Regions from separate parts of the Homo sapiens genome. Here region 2 is linked to region 1. A link is a contact called in ENCODE Hi-C or POLR2A ChIA-PET data. All regions are on one chromosome and are shown on one strand. Each heading gives the region's core, a stretch centred on a gene start or an enhancer-like site at or near the end of the contact. The rest is flanking DNA. Distances are from core to core; before and after follow the strand shown.

Region 1 (7,760 bases), core at 2,177-4,676:
ATTGATGCATTTTAAAAAAAAGAAAACCCTCAATGAATGATTTAAGCAATAAATGCCATGCAAAAATAAAAAGGAGATTCGGTGAGTGAGAAGATCCTGACGAAGAAATCAGCTGAGCAGAGGGAATCAAAATACAAAAATGAAGGAGAGCCCAAATCCTGTATTTTGTATTCTGAAAGTAAAAGTCCAAGGAGAGTTGAAAACCCATAAGAGCCACCTGAGGAGGTGTGACAGCTGACTCTGCAGGACTGGGAAGGAAGGGAAGGAAGGGAAGGAAGGAAGACTATGGAGCAATATTTAAAGGGGCACTAGCTGCGGATTTCCAGGACTGATAAAACACACAAACTCACAGACACAAAGGCAAACATATGCCAAGACAACAGGGTGCTCCACACCCAAACACACCCTGACAAAACTGGGAGCATCAAGGACAAAAGAAGATGTGACGAGCAGCCAGTGAGACACAGACAGACAAGGAAGGAGCGGCTGCTATGCTGAGGTAGGCCGGCCAAGGATGAGAAGAATACACCAAACGTGATGAAAGGAGAAAAAGAAAACTCACCTCCAAGTTTTGCCTAACAGTCACTCAGGCATGTTGGTGAAATAGAGACATTTTCAGATCAGACACACATACACACGCAAGGACTGTATCACCAACAGGTCTACTAAAGCTACTCCTAAGGGGTATGTGTTCATAAAGAAAAGAGAAAGTGACCCCAGCAGGAGAGTGTCTGATGCAAGCAGGAAGGACAAGTGCACAGGGAGTTGGACACTGGCCTGGGCAGGGAATGTCCTGGGGACCTCTCGGACAATACGAGGCATTTGATCACGTCTATACCAGGATGGGGCATGCGTCACACTTCGTGAGCCCACAGTGATCCATCAGCATGAACTGCAGCCGTGCCTGGATTTCCTGTTTTCCCTGTGGTCCTCCTGTTCTGAGACCCCACCCAGGACCCCACTGTCCTTCCTTTATCCTCCTGACTCCTGAGGCTCCTTCGGCTGCGACGGTTTCTCAGACTTGCCTTGTTTTTAATGACCTTGACAGTTTAAAGTACTTGATTGGGTGTTTGCTAGAATGTCCCTTAATCAGAATTTGTTTGATGTCATGACCAGATGGGGTTGTATGTTTTTGGGAGGAAGGTCACAGAGACCAAGTGGCACCTCCTTACATCATCTCAAAGGTGTACTGTTGACACGACCTTTTAAAAACTTGGGATGGAAATGAAAATGCTAAGTGTCAAAACTTGTTGTATGCACCCAATGCCTACTTCAAGGGAACTGTGTAGCTTATAACAGAAGGAAGGCTAAGAACTAATGGGAGCTGCACATCCAACCTCGGGAGAGAGAGAACACTGGGTGCAGCCAGCCACAGAAAGTACCAGGAAGATAAGAGCAGGCATTTAAAACACAGAAAGCTGACTTACAACTAAGGGAATCCACAAAGCCAGAGTGACTCAAAACGATTAATACAGATTAATCAAGAAGAAGACTAAGTCATGTTGTAAATGAAAACGGGTACACAGAGACAAATCCAGCAAAGATGTAAACACCAGAAGCAAATCTATGACAATAAAATTGAAAACGTAGATTAAGTAGGACTCCTAAAAACTTTCTTTTAAATCCATATGACAGGAATTAAAAGTTCAGGTTATCAGTAACCATTAAAGATGTTAAATCAGTAGTTAAAACATCAAACCACCAAGGAAATATGAACCCCAAATAGTCTGAGGTTAATTTTTACAAACTTTCAAGGAATAATTAATTCTAATCTTAAATAAACTATCCCTGTAAGTTAAAAAAAAAAAAGACCTTAAAAAAGGAAAATTACCGTCCACTCCAATTCAAGAACAGAGATGAAGAATCCTGAAGCGCTAGCAAAGTATGAAAATGACAAGATTTATCACAAACAAGCTGAATCCACTGGAAGAGATAAGGGAAGTTTAACAGAAAATTAGAACAGAAAACTATACGATCATCACAACAGACGGAGTAAAAGCATTTGGCTAATGGAACACAGCTATCCATGAACTTAACTTGAAAAAGGGAATCTAAAATAACCTATGTCAAACATCATACTTAAATTGGGAAAAATGTTAAAAATCTTCTCTTTAATGTCAAGGACGACAGAAGGAAGTCCAGTATTTCTGCTCTTACTCAAAACTGAACTGGAATTCCCAGCTAGCACAGTAAGACAAGGAAAATAAACACAGGAATTGGAGAGGAAGACACTAAACTAGCATCGTTACTTTAACAGTCTTTGTCTTAGAAACCCTGAAGAATTTACAGAAAAAAATTTTTAGAAATTATAAGATTTTAATAAGATGATTGGATATAAAAATAAAATATAAAAATCAACTGCAATTCCAAAAACTAGCAAGGGAAAACTTAATTAAAAAAAAAACGTATTGTCTGCAACAGAAAAACAAAACAACTACAATCTACCAAAGAATAAAGAATAAATCTAACTTGACACGTACAAGACCTTTATAGAGAAAATTATAAAAATCTATTGAAAAAAGACAGTAAAGAAGACCTGATGGAGGGAAAGAGAAGCCACACACACAAATATACTGTCAGGATGCCAACCCTGCCTTCAAATTCATCCATAGAGTCAATGCAATTCCAATCAAGTTTCAGGCTAGGCTTTTTAAAGGAACTTGTCTCTAGACAAGTCACAGCTTAGGAGGAGCTGGGACAATTGCAGGGAGGGGGCTGAGACAGGGGAGTGCGGCTGCAGCGCCTGTCAAGGAGACAGTGCCCTGCTGGCCCCAGGACAGGCTCTGGAGCAGCTGAGCACAGGGAGGGTCCAAAACAGATTGAACTTGGAGGATGAGCTGGCCGCACAGCTATCCCAGAGAAAGGGTGTAAAGTGTCAAACATTATGGTTCTCAAAATGAGAAAAGAAAATGAAACTGATCCCCACCCTGCACCCCACACAAAAACCAAAGGCTTAAGTATGAAAGACAAAACGTCAAAGGCCTTAAGAGAAAATATACAAGGTTATCTTTATGGCCTTGAGGTAGGGAAGGTTTTTTGGTGGTTGTTTTGTTTTTAAATGAAATACGAAAAAGCACTAACCACAAAAGAAAAGGTCTGTGTTTTGTCTTAGTCGAGGTGTCATTTAAGAACTGTTTTTGCATATAACTTTTCTTATGTTACAATATGTGTGTGTGTTTCCAGATCAAGGAAGTCGAGTAAAACACTTCTAAGTAACATTTTTTCCTTCTTCACTCACTAAACCTTTACTGAACTCCAACTAAGTGCCCAGCACCAGGCCAATAAAGAATAAAAAGACAGGAGGAGCAGAGGTCTTTTCTTCTGGAAATCCAGGCTGGGGAGAGAGCACACATCACAGGGCAGGAGCAGCAGCCCCTCAGCCACTGTGTTGGGCACGCAGGGCCCCTCCCAGCCACCTGGCTCATCTGATGTGGGAGCCCACGGAGAGCAGAGAGCACCCCCCAAAGTCCCCGCCTGATGGGGCACCAGAGCTCTGCCCGCTGCCTGATCCTGCCCAAACTCTGAGAATGCCCCTGGTTATAACCCTCCGTTTCCCTACTGTACACACTGGTGCACAAATCTGCATAAACCCTCACTTCATAATCATCCTTCAAATTACACCTAACCTTATCCTCTTGATGGTTCACCACTTCCTAAATTTTAAAACAGCATCGTGATCTTTACTCACCATTTTTGAGTTAAGGAAAACAAATGAGAGAATAAAATTAACAAAGTTCTATCAACTACAGAAAAGATCTTATTTTCTAATCCAATTACGGCAAATAAAAAAGGCATCAAGAGTTAATATAAATGTACACTCCATTGAAATGGCTTAATCAAAAGACACAACATTAACCAGGAAAAATTCACTCAAGTCTTGTCATTCAAACTTAAAATATATCAACATTTTTACTAAATTTATTTTTTTTCAAATGTGCACTAACATTTTCCATGTTATCAGACTTTACTCTTACCTAGTTCCCTGTCAGCTGAGCTAATTCCTTAACTATAAAGAAACAGAGCACCCTAAGGCCAGGCTGTGGGGACACCCAGAACCAACGGCACGTGACATGAAGCACCAGCGACATGGGGACACCAGCACCAATGGCGTGAGGATGTCCAGCACCAATGAGTGGCCCATTTTATGTGGCTGAAGGACACCTTCTGTGTGGACTAGGGAGAATATGGTAAAACTGGAGACCCTAGGAGTCTTCCATATCACCCCAAGAGAGTTTTGGAGAGAAAGGGGATTTAGAGTGTCAATCTTTAGAAAAATCAAACAGGCAGGGCAAGCTCCTGAAATGGGAGTAGGCACACACACACACACACACAGGCACGTGCGCACAAGCAGTCACGTACACACATGTACGCACACACAACCACACATGCGCGCACGCATGCATTCAGTTCGCACGCGCATGCACACACACGCACGCACACACTCACATACGCACTCACGTACGCACACACGCGCACGCACTCACACACACACCACACACGCTCCCGTGTTTAGTGTGTTTCTAGGGCACTATGGGGAGGGCCGGGGTTCTATACAGGGCCTGGCCCACCTGAAAGTCCATGTGAAAGGCAGCCTCCAGGGCTCCTATCAAGTGGGTGGCTTCGCTCATTCACTCAGGAATTTTTCGTGGCACAGTAAGGCAAGGGGTGGGGATTTTTCTTTAAAAGCTTTATCCAATCATGACTAATGGAATAAGTGAGCCAGGCCTCAAGAAAACCGAGGACAAAAGGAAAGAGCCGTTCAGAAGGCAGCGCCTGCCTCCACCTGCTGGTGCGTGCCCGGGACAGGGAGGACGGCAGGTTTTACCAAGCACTTTCAAACAGAAATCCAAGTTCCCAACAAAGAAAACCCCAAATACAATAGTCCCTGGGGTCCTTGTTCAGCCCCCTTTTGACTGGGACGCTGCCGTCGAGTGCCAGGGGGTGTTATGACAAAACTGAAAAGCATGGCGGGTAAGAACGTTCCAAGGCATGGCTCGCCTGCCAGGGCTGGCCCGGGCTGGCCAGGGCCAAGTGCACACGGGGATGGGCCTTGCCAGGCCAGCTGCGACACCACAGGCTTGCTGAAAATAGCCGGTGTTTGTTTACATGGCCTGGGCTGAGAGCCTGATCGCCCTCAAAGAGGGGTCCCCTGGGTGGCGGGGGGCCTGAGGGCACACAGGAAGAGCTGCAGTGGGATTTTCAAAGAAACGTCATCATCTAGAGACCCTGGAGCTCTGGAAAGCAGGAAGGCCGCTAGGTCGCCCCTCTGGAACTTTGGTTTTCATGGGTGTCAATGCGCAGCAACCCACGGTAGGGCCCGAAGCCAGCCTGCTGCTCAGGCCTGGAGAATGAAAACAGCTTTAAAAGACAACCTACAATTAACACAGGGACAATTATCTTCCTAATTTAGGTTAATTTCTACTTACAGCCCTAGCTGGCAGGTCGGGGGAAGGGCAATATCTATGTAAGAGCTTCTTATTTGGTTCTTCTAAGTCCACACAGATATCATAAAGAAGATTTCCAGTGTCCACCATCGCCTTCTAGAAAAGGGGCCTAAGCTCAAGAGTCCCAGCTAGCTGGGCCTTCTCCCCGGGAGCCGCCGATTACATTTGCATGAAAATAGAACCTTTGTTTGCAAGAGTTCCCGCTCCAGTGGATCCCTCCTTTGTCTGCAGCACAGCAACTGATGGGGCAGGATGCTGGTGTGTGCACACAGCCCAGCTCAGGACAGCCACGCCAGGGGCTGCGCGCACGGCCCAGCTCGGCCCAGCTCAGCCCAGCTCAGGGCGGCCACACCAGGGGCTGCGCGCACAGCCCAGCTCAGGACGGCCACGCCAGGGGCTGTGCTTGCCCATCGTGGCAAGGCAGGCAAGGGGACGGCCAGGATGGTAGGTGGGGCCCCAAGTGTTCCGGTGTTTTGTCAGTGTGGCTGGGGACTCCCAGCCGGGCAGGTGCTGCAATGCGCTGGCTCCCAGAGCACCTGCAGAAGCAGTCCCAGGGGACCCTGAGGTCACCTTCACCTGGTACGGCAGAAGACAAGATGCCCTCACTCACTGCTCTCTGCGTTCGAGGATAAACCCCTTTCTAGCACTGGCTGTTTGTTAGATGTGTGACAGAAAGACCCTGGAGAGCTTCTGCACTGAGATGGGCAGTGGAGGCTGAGCCCCGCTGTCCATCTGGAGCACAGAGCCAAACAAATCTGAAGGGCTGGCAGTGACCCCACCACTCCAGCGAGAAACCAGTACCCCTGTGGGCATACTTGGCAGGGCCCAGAAAATACAGACCCACCAACCCACATCTAAAATGCATCTCTTTACTTCCAGAAAAGCAAGTCAATATATCCTATCTGGGAACTCGAGCCAAGTAATGGGTCAGGTCAAATAAGGCATGATCCAGTGTCATGAACTAGCAGACTAAGGCGGGAGGCTGGGTCGAGAGGATACTGTTTCTTTTTTGTTTCTTTGTTTGGAAGGGGGGTGATGGAAGTTCATTACCAGAAGCCAAGGAGGCTCTCTTTCACCAGGTCTCTCACGTGGACCTAGACCGTCCTTTTAATACCCAAACAGAAATTACAAGAGACTAAAAGCTGGGTGGAAACAGGTATGCAACAGCACTAAGAGCAAAACCTTGCTCAGGCCTTTCAGTGGGAAAAAGAACATTTCCGATTTGAAGTTATCACTCAATAAATAGCAAGCTCCATTAGATACAGTTTTACTTAAAAAAATAACAGCTGAATGTCCCTATAGACATGAAATGAGACCACCCACCTGGCCTTCAGGTTCAGGTGTGAGGCCAGCGGCCAGCTCCCAGGTAGCCCAGAATCCCTTGGAAATGACTTTCCTTCCCAGGTACCTGCTCCAGCTGGGTCAGTCCTCACAAGGCGTTTCCCAAAGGGCATCCCGTGAGGAATTTGTGTCCATGGGATACAAATTCCCTGAAATAATAAACTGGACAAGTCTCTTCTCGACAGATCCCAGCTGGCTTCTCTACTCGGGAGCTTCCCAGAGCTTGAATGTAGCAGTTGCCTTCTGAATTTCTCTGAGCTTCCCCCAAAGGGGTTTGACCAGGGCCTGTCCCCTGCCCTCGGTTTTTATGGTGAATAACTGCAAACACCTTGCAAAACCGCAGGGTCCCAGAAAACCCTATTTGAGAAGGGCCCTACCCTCCACAATCAAAGGGGGATACAATCTACCCCAGCAGGGGCGGAACATTAACAAGGGCGGAGAGCAGCAAAGGAGCGTGGGAGAAAGGTCACATTCTTGCTACCATGAGGTAGTTAAGGGGTCAAGAGCCAGGCAGAAGCTGAGAGCAGGAGCCCGAGGCCCACCTGCTTATGGACACAGGGATCCCCAGACCAACGCACAGGGCACCTCCAGGCTTCCTGCAGTGGCTACGCACAGGGCATCTCTGGGCTCTCTCCAGCTGATGCGCTTCTAGCTGCTGTGCCTGGCCACGTGGTTTTCCTGTTTTGGGTCCACTGCACCCTATACTGGGAGGCTAACCTGTATCACCTGGACATACAGTTTACGTGCTCCCAAAATACCTGCACTCAGCGGATGGCATAAAAACCTGACGGCGAGAACGCCAGCCTCCTTCCTCCTTACAAAACCTTTCTAGTGGGAAAACATTTAACAAGTATTTGCTAAGCACCTGTTAGGGCCCTAGAACTCTAAAAGTAACAGGAGGACTTTAAATCATCCACTTGCAATTTACTAACTTGCCATTTGTTAATTTAACAGAGACATTTCTAGAGAGAACTG
Region 2 (7,760 bases), core at 2,004-4,503, 48 kb after region 1:
TAGTCCCAGCTGCTGGGGAGGCTAAGGCAGGAGAATGGCGTGAACCTGGGAGGCGGAGCTTGCAGTGAGCCAAGATCGTGCCACTGCACTCCAGCCTGGAAGACAGAGCAAGACTCCATCTCAAAAAAAAAAAAAAAAAAAATCCATATGGAAATGCAAAGGGCTAAAAAGAACCAAAACAAGCTTTGAAAAGTTTTAAAAAGTTGGAAGACCTACATTATTAGATACTATGGTTAACTGCAAATCTATTAGTTAAGACAGTGTTGCACTGGTACACAGATATGCAAACAGACCAATGAACTAGAATAAAGTGCAAAAACAGATCCATTTATATAATTTATTTCACTTATGACAAAGTTGCATTGGATAGCAGAGAAGAAAGGATGACTCTTTTAAATAAATACTGTTAGGCCAACTGAATTTCCAAACGGAAAAGTAACTCTCAATCCCTACCTCACACATAAAAAAAAAAAAATTCCCAGTGGATCACAGATCTAAATGAGTGATAGAACAATGAAGTTTATCAAAAATAATATAGAATATCTTCAAATAGGCATAGATAAAACTATTAAATTGGACTATTAAAATTAAGAGCATCTGTTCAGCAAAAAAAAAAAAAAAAAAAAAACACCATTAAGAAAGGGAAAACGCAGCACACACATAGAAAATAGCAACAAACAACAAAAAGCTCATTCATAGCCAGTGTACAGAAATAGCTCCTACAACTCAGTAAGAAAAATAAAGACAAACCAATTTCTTAAATGAATAGAAACTTCTCCACCAAAGATGACATCTAGTTGGTCAATAAACGTATGAAAAGGTATTCAACATTTTTAGTAATCTGGGAAATACAAATGAAACTACAATAGTTAAAATGAAAAAGAATTACAGTACCATGTATTGGCAAGGACAGAGCAACATTCTATAGGTCAGAGTGTAAATTGGTACAATCAATTTGAAGAACTGTTTGGCACACATACACCTTATCAAAAGAATTGCATACTTATATGAACCAATTGAAATATACAAGAATGTTACAGTAGCATTATACATAATTCCAAACTGGAAACCACCAAAATGTCATCAGCAATTGAACCAATAAATAATTTGTGATATGTTCATACAATGAAATATTATATACCCATTAAATGAAGAAACTACTACTATAAGCCACAATATCAATAAATCTAACATATTGTCAAGTGAAATAATCCAGACAATAAGAATAAGTATTACGTGATTTATATGACGTTCAAAACCAGGAGAAACTCATGTTAGAAGCTAGAGAAGTGGTATCTAGAGGGTGTGAGAGTGAGGGTACAGTAACTGAGAGAGGACATATACGGGGCTTCTGGGTGTTGGGATGTCCCATTTCACAATCTGGGTAGCAGTTACAGGCATCTTCCTTTTGGGAGAGTTCATCAAGCTAAGCAGTCATGATTCTTGCACTTTCCTGGATGCCTGTGATACTTCAGTTAAAAAGTTCACTTAGACATTGGCGGTCTTCAAGGCTACATGTTTATAATAACAACAATGGAAAGGCTGAAAACAAACTCCCTGTCCACCAACAATGACTTGTTAAGTTACTCTACCACATCCATGCACAACCATAAAAAAAAGAGTCCCCAAAGGAAAAACTGTAAAAGCTAGGTGCTAAAGTAACTACAGTATACAGCCATTCATGAACAAACATTAAGCAAAAGAGAGTATCTATAAATGTACTTCATTTTGTGAACTCAAAATTCTTGACATATTTTATTAAAACTTGAGTAGACAGTAGAGAGAGCTGCCATATACCCTACCAATACCACCTGCACATTCCCCGCGATTATTAGCATCCTACCTTACTACGGTATGTTAGTCACAATTGGGAACCAATACTGACATTACTGTCATTAACTAAAATTCTAGAGTTTAGGATTTCCTGAAGTTTCCCACTAATGTCTTTTACTGTATTCCAAGATCCATCCAGGATCCCATCCAGGAATTCCACATCACACTTAGGTGTCGCATGTCCTGAGATCCCTCCTGGTGGTGACAGTTTCTCAAAGGATGCTTGTTTCTGATGACCTTGGCATATCGAGTGGGCCTGGCAAGAGTAGACTGTAGGAAGGGTGTCTACTGGAATTTGTCTGATGTTTTTCCCATGGTTGGACTGGGGCTATGGGTTACTGAGAGGAAGACCACGGGGGAAAGTGCCATTCTCATCATATGAATTGATTTTTAAACACATGGACTAGAATTAACACACACCCACTCCACTAAACTGGTTTTACTGAACAGCAGGTTGTCACACAAACGGCTCCAAGGGAGGGAGTGGAGGAAATGGCAAGGCTCGGAGACACTGCTGTCAGATGCACGTGAGACTCAGCTGTACTCACCGGCGAAATAAACGTTTTGGCTCCGGGAAGGCAGAAAACGTCCACTTTGAGAGAAACTCACACCCTGCATAAGCCACTAACCGGTGGGGACTCCCACGCCACACATCGCACCAATACAAGCTCCATTCACAGAAAACCCCACTGCAAGTCGGTTATCGCTGCAAACTTCCTCTCTCTAACAGGAAGAAATCAGGACTCACGGGAGTAAGCAAAATGAGGCCTAAATCCGGCAAGCGAGGAAATCAAACACTTCCATCTTAATCACATATTATAGCGATGAGCAACCGAGTCAGATGGCCGCTGCTGGGTTTGACATTTTGTGGCTCTTCCTTTCCTCTGAGCTCCCAACTTGCTTCCAAGAATGAGGATAAATTAACATCCACATATCTGACCAGAGCCAACTTCTGCTCCCAAACATACGGCGACGGGGGAGACAGGATGCACCCAAAGTGGCCCCTGGCTGTGCGTGACAAAGCTTTCCAGGAACAGAGCGAGCCAGGCAGGACAACCGGCTTCGGCTGAGATCTGCAGACTGGGCCCTGGCAGAATAAATGAGCGGACTGGACCCAGTCCAGGCTCGGGACAATTACAAATAGCAAGAGAACAAGAAATGCTGGCTTGTTTTTGTACACTGCTATCTCTTCGGGGGCAGAAAGACAAAGAAAAAGGGGAGAAAGAGGTGGATCTGGTCTGGAAATCCCAGGAAAGCCAGGCCATGCAGAAGGCATCCCCCAGCACACCGAAAGCCAGGGAATCTGCAGCCTTGAAGGTGAGGCTCAGCCCCGCCCACCAGCCAGGTGCAGAGGCTGCTCAGAGAGCACAGGCAGGTACTCCAGACAAGCACAGAGAGACAACTCCGCTCCCAGCTGGCTTGGTCTGTGCCACCAGCTGGACGTGTTTTATCTCAGTCCCAAAATGCACGGTTTCTAGACCTCCCGTGGCACCTCTCTCGCGACTCAAAGCCAGTGCAGTGAGTTCCTGGAGGCCCATGCAGCTTCCTATCCACCACGTCCCTCACCACCCTCTAATACAACTGGGGCAGCGGCAGCCTCTACTCGTTACCCTCTCCTCCCGCTTCCCTTCATTCCATCAGTGCCCCAAAATCCCTATTACAGGAGGCCTTGTCTGACCCCTGCAGCAGCCCAGTTATCCCTGAGATTCTCACACCGACCTTCGTCCAACCCCCTAGTGCAAACATCAAATGACACCTATTAAAATTGACACACTAAAAGAACGGCTGCATCTGAGCTCAAAGTTTATTCACACTGAGCTTTTAAAATCCAAAACTACCATTTGATGTTCAAAATTTAAATAGCCACTACATAAAATAGGAAAAAATAAATTCCTTTTATTTTTCTAAGGGAGTTCTCCAAATCCTCAGCAGCTGCTATGAGATTCCCGTGGATTTTTAGGTACAAAGTTCAGACTGAGAGGACCACAGTATTCAATGAGATTCTGAGCTCAGTCCATCCAGAAGATTCCATAAGCATCCAAGGCAGAAGTGAGATTCAGCCACCAACCACATTTCAAAAGCCACTGGTGGAGGATTCCAGAGCAGGTGTCATCCAGGGCTCAGGGCCTCCAGGCTCCCCCCAAGGCTGAGATTCTACCAAAAGCGTAGGTTCGGTTCCCCAGTGGCTGAGTTTTGTTTCCGGAGAGCATGTGTGTTAAACTGACTTGAAAGGTATCCAAAGAAACTGTGAAGGCAGAGGTCATCTGTATTTAAGAAAACTATGTATTTAGTTTACATAAAATCAGAAAATACAGAATCTGGCTTTGAAGAAAACAATGGTAAAGATGTTATATTGACAAGTAATTTTAACCAATGTCTCTGAATGAATATACCAACTCAGATACATCAGCCACCTGCTGTTCCTATCCAGGTGAAGGCCGGCTGCCCTGCCCTCCCCTTCTGTCATAAGAGGGTCTGGGGTTGCCTGTAAACACAGGGCTGCCCCACTGCTCACTGTCCCAGTGAAGTCCTTTGCTCTGCCAGTTTCCATCAGCTGCAGGGCCAGGTGCCGACAGAAGGCAAAAGTCAAAGCCCAGTATCTTTCTAAAGAAACAGGGCCCGATGAAAGGAAGCAACCTCAGCCCCAGGAGGCAATGGGCCCAGTCCAGGTCACCCCGGACACAGAGCCACCCCTGGGCAGTGATCTCCCAGCTCCTGCCCCTGTCCATTCCCCAGGTGAAGCCTAAATGCTCTGATCTGGACATGGGTGAGGAGCACCAAAGCCATGCTCTCTCGGGTGATGTGAGCAACTCAACGGAGACCTACGTTGTTCTTTTGTTCATGAAGATAGTACTGAAGTTTGAAATAACATCCCTCAGCAGAGCTCCAGAGCAGAATCTTCCCAGAGAACCACACATGTGGCCCGCGGCCCCCTGCAATCTCCTGGCTAAGGCATTAAAAACACCATCTCCTTAGAAAATGCAGTCCTTGAGGCCACACCCATGCAAATCAGTCCACCAAATCCACTCATAACAGCATCCAGGTAACTTCCAAAGAAATGGAAACACTGATAAACACAAGAAACACCCTCCCCACATGTGATTCTCATGCATCAGGTCCTGCAGACCACAGAGAGTTCAAGGAAACCGCAGCCAAGAACCAAGAAAGCCACATCCATGCTCAGGCCAGGGCCACCGGCCTTTGTGACTGCTTCCCTCAGCAGAAGTGCTAGCAGCTGAGTAGGGAGACATCAAGACATCATGACAGAAAGAGGCTGGGGGCCTGAACACAAAGCAAGAAGAGTGGGATGTGTCCCCACCCCAGATACCCTCCTAGTTTCTAACACATTCAGGCCAGGATGGTCCCTGCAGCAGTTGGGGCATGGGGTCCTGCTGGTGCTGCTGCTCCCTCACCCCAGGACACCCCAGCTCTTCCCTGAGCCTCAGCTACACCAAGCCAGTCACAGGGCAGTGAGCTCAGCTGTTCACAGTAGGCTGTGCAAGCATGGACACAGCCCCACCCGTCTTCCTGAACCATCGAGAAATTACGTCTTACCAAATCCTACTGAGGACTGGCGAAGAACAAAAGGGAACCAAATCACAGATAGATGTGAAGGCAGATAGACAATTCAACTGTTCTCAGAAGCTACAGAGGGGCCCCAGTGGGGGCAGCCCCACTGAGCTCCAGTCTGCCACCCAAATGCCTGTTGGTGCATCTCCTAAAGGCTGGGCTGCATGGGACAGAGGAGGACCATGGTGGGGTGTCAGCACTTCCAGGCTGGGTACTCCATCGGTGCTGCTGCTTAGAGATGCCTCTGTACCCTTCCAGCTGTCAGATGGCCTCTGCACCTTATCATTCTGTTACAACAGCCTGGACATGGAGACACACACCATCTCTCAAAAACAGCCTTTGGGGATGCTCACGTGTATGTTTGTGTTCAGAAAAGAACCACCTGCCTTGAATGAAGCATCTGCTTCAAAGCCACAGGGCTCCCCGTGCTGAGGGCCACACTGAGAGGACATCTGTGCCCTGCAGTCCTCGGCCCAAGTCCACCCCTCCAGGCCAGGCACCCTGGCCCCATCCTGATGCTGCAAGACCAAGGATGAGAAGCCCACCAGAGATAAAGGGCACTGAAGATCTGGCCCCCTCTTCAGCAGTCACACCCTAGTCCCTGTCACTCAGAAAACTGGGCTCACTGCAGCACCCACTAAACATCTCTAAGGGGATCCTAACCTCCCATCTCCACCATCATCAGAGCCACCATTACCATCAAGGACTCGGCTTTCAACACGTACAATGCATCGGGCACTACAAAAACTAAAACTCCTCATCTCTCTGGTTTACCAACGAAAACCTCTGCTTTCCATGTCTCCAGTTTCCCCTAGGGCCTCCTCAAATGTTCTAGAACTCTTTTTATCCACTAGTACATCAGAAAGAAAAAATTAACCTTGCCTTCCTCCCTCCCCGATCCTTTCACAAAAACAAGGCAGTGCTATGGAAGCACATGAGAGAGACGTGGGGCGAAGGCCGCCTTTGCTCCCGCACAGCCACATTGAGACTGCAGGTGTTCAGGCAAAGACAGGGCCAGGCAGCACCTCGGTGAGCCTGCAGCAGGAAGGTTTGTGTTGTGCAGTGTCAGACCGGGATGAGGAGACAGGGCTGGAAGAATCAGCCCCACCTGATTTGGATTCAGTCCATGTGAAAACAAAGAGTGTCAAGAATTCTGCATCACACTACCTAACAGGGAGGGAGGAACTTCCCCTCAATACGGCCTTACCCTAGATGTGAAGAGGTGAGAAAGGCTTTCAGGACAACACATGGAAACCCTGAGTGTGCTCAGAACAGACTCCACATCCTTGCCTGAAACTCCAACAGCATTTCACAAACCCTACTGAATCAACAAGTCACTGAGAAACACAGTGTTAATAAGCATCCAATTTCTACATATTTCCTAGGAAAACTCATAGGTATTTAAAAAGGAATACCTTTGGCTATGAATGCAAACTAATTGAAAGAAAACCATTAGCTCTTATAATGAAAGGTATTCTCTTGGCTTTAGCAGCTGCTGTGGTCTGAATGTTGGCGTCCCCCCCAAAATTCACGTGTTAAAATCTAATACCCAATGTGACAGTATTAAGAAGTGGGGCCTCTGGAGAGTGATTAAGTTATGGACTCTCAGGAACAGGATTAGTGCCCTTATTATAGAGGTTCAAGTGAGACCCCTCACCCCTTCCAACAGGTGAGGACACAGCAAGAAGGCACCATCTGTGAAGCAGAGAGCAGCCCTCACCAGACACCAAGTCCGCTGGCACCTTGATCTTGGACTTCCCAGCCCCCAGAACTGTGAGCAAGAAATTTCTATTATTTACATATCATCCACCCTAAGGTATTTTATGATAGCAGGCTGAACGAACAAAGGCATCACCTAAACAACCACATTATGGAAGCAATCTTCTAAGAAAATGGTCTAAGCATTTTAAAATTTAAAATTAAAAAAAAAAAACTGGCTCCAATCACAAAACTTCTTTTAGGGAAAGGCTCTGAAGACAGTGGCTTCATAATAACAAATTCTGACATCTCAAGTGAATACAAACTCAAAGAGCTAATTTGAACCTTTGAGAATGTAGTTGTATACAGAAAAGAAAAAACTCCCCCAGTTAATGACCATCACTAAATAATGAACACTAAGACACACAGACCAACTTGTCCTAATTCTTTATAAATGCTATTTCAAATGGAACAAAAATAAGTACATTTAGGTCATTTCTGTATTTTGAAAAAAACAAATACGTTACAATAAGTTTTACTACTCCTTTTGAAAGTACAGAGTCTTGGTGAAAGCTAGGAAATGACAGTCATCCTGAACACTGTGTTTCAAGGTAATATCCCAACAGCTCTACAGCTGCCCGTCAGCATGGAACCACACT

What was found. Hi-C counts contacts between places; a loop is a spot of excess contacts on that map. ChIA-PET counts read pairs that join two places held with the same protein, here RNA polymerase II (POLR2A). Pooled maps may share reads with other maps.
Region 2: a loop to region 1 is called in a pooled map, with 2.5 times the contacts of the local background. The contact joins two enhancer-like sites. A Hi-C loop is called at or near these places in 13 of 168 maps with a recorded cell type or tissue (CD4-positive, alpha-beta T cell, CD4-positive, alpha-beta memory T cell, CD8-positive, alpha-beta T cell and 8 more), 12 of 37 single-sample maps with no recorded cell type and 21 of 50 pooled maps. POLR2A ChIA-PET finds 5 or more read pairs at or near these places in 17 of 52 experiments (AG04450, CD4-positive, alpha-beta T cell, CD4-positive, alpha-beta memory T cell and 11 more).

What each region holds. Positions count from the first base shown.
Region 1 is chr2:239,286,270-239,294,029 of GRCh38, forward strand. All of the region lies in intron 2 of HDAC4 (histone deacetylase 4), which reads right to left. Among named protein-coding and RNA genes, the nearest start is that of MIR4269, 15 kb to the right of the region's middle. RefSeq lists enhancers at 4,921-5,450, 5,451-5,982. Within about 2 kb of position 3,427, at least 10 of the 41 ENCODE cell types and tissues checked have a DNase peak (open chromatin) inside an H3K27ac peak, as active enhancers do.
Region 2 is chr2:239,334,903-239,342,662 of GRCh38, forward strand. The region is part of intron 2 of HDAC4 (histone deacetylase 4); the gene reads right to left. Among named protein-coding and RNA genes, the nearest start is that of MIR2467, 13 kb to the right of the region's middle. Within about 2 kb of position 3,254, at least 5 of the 41 ENCODE cell types and tissues checked have a DNase peak (open chromatin) inside an H3K27ac peak, as active enhancers do.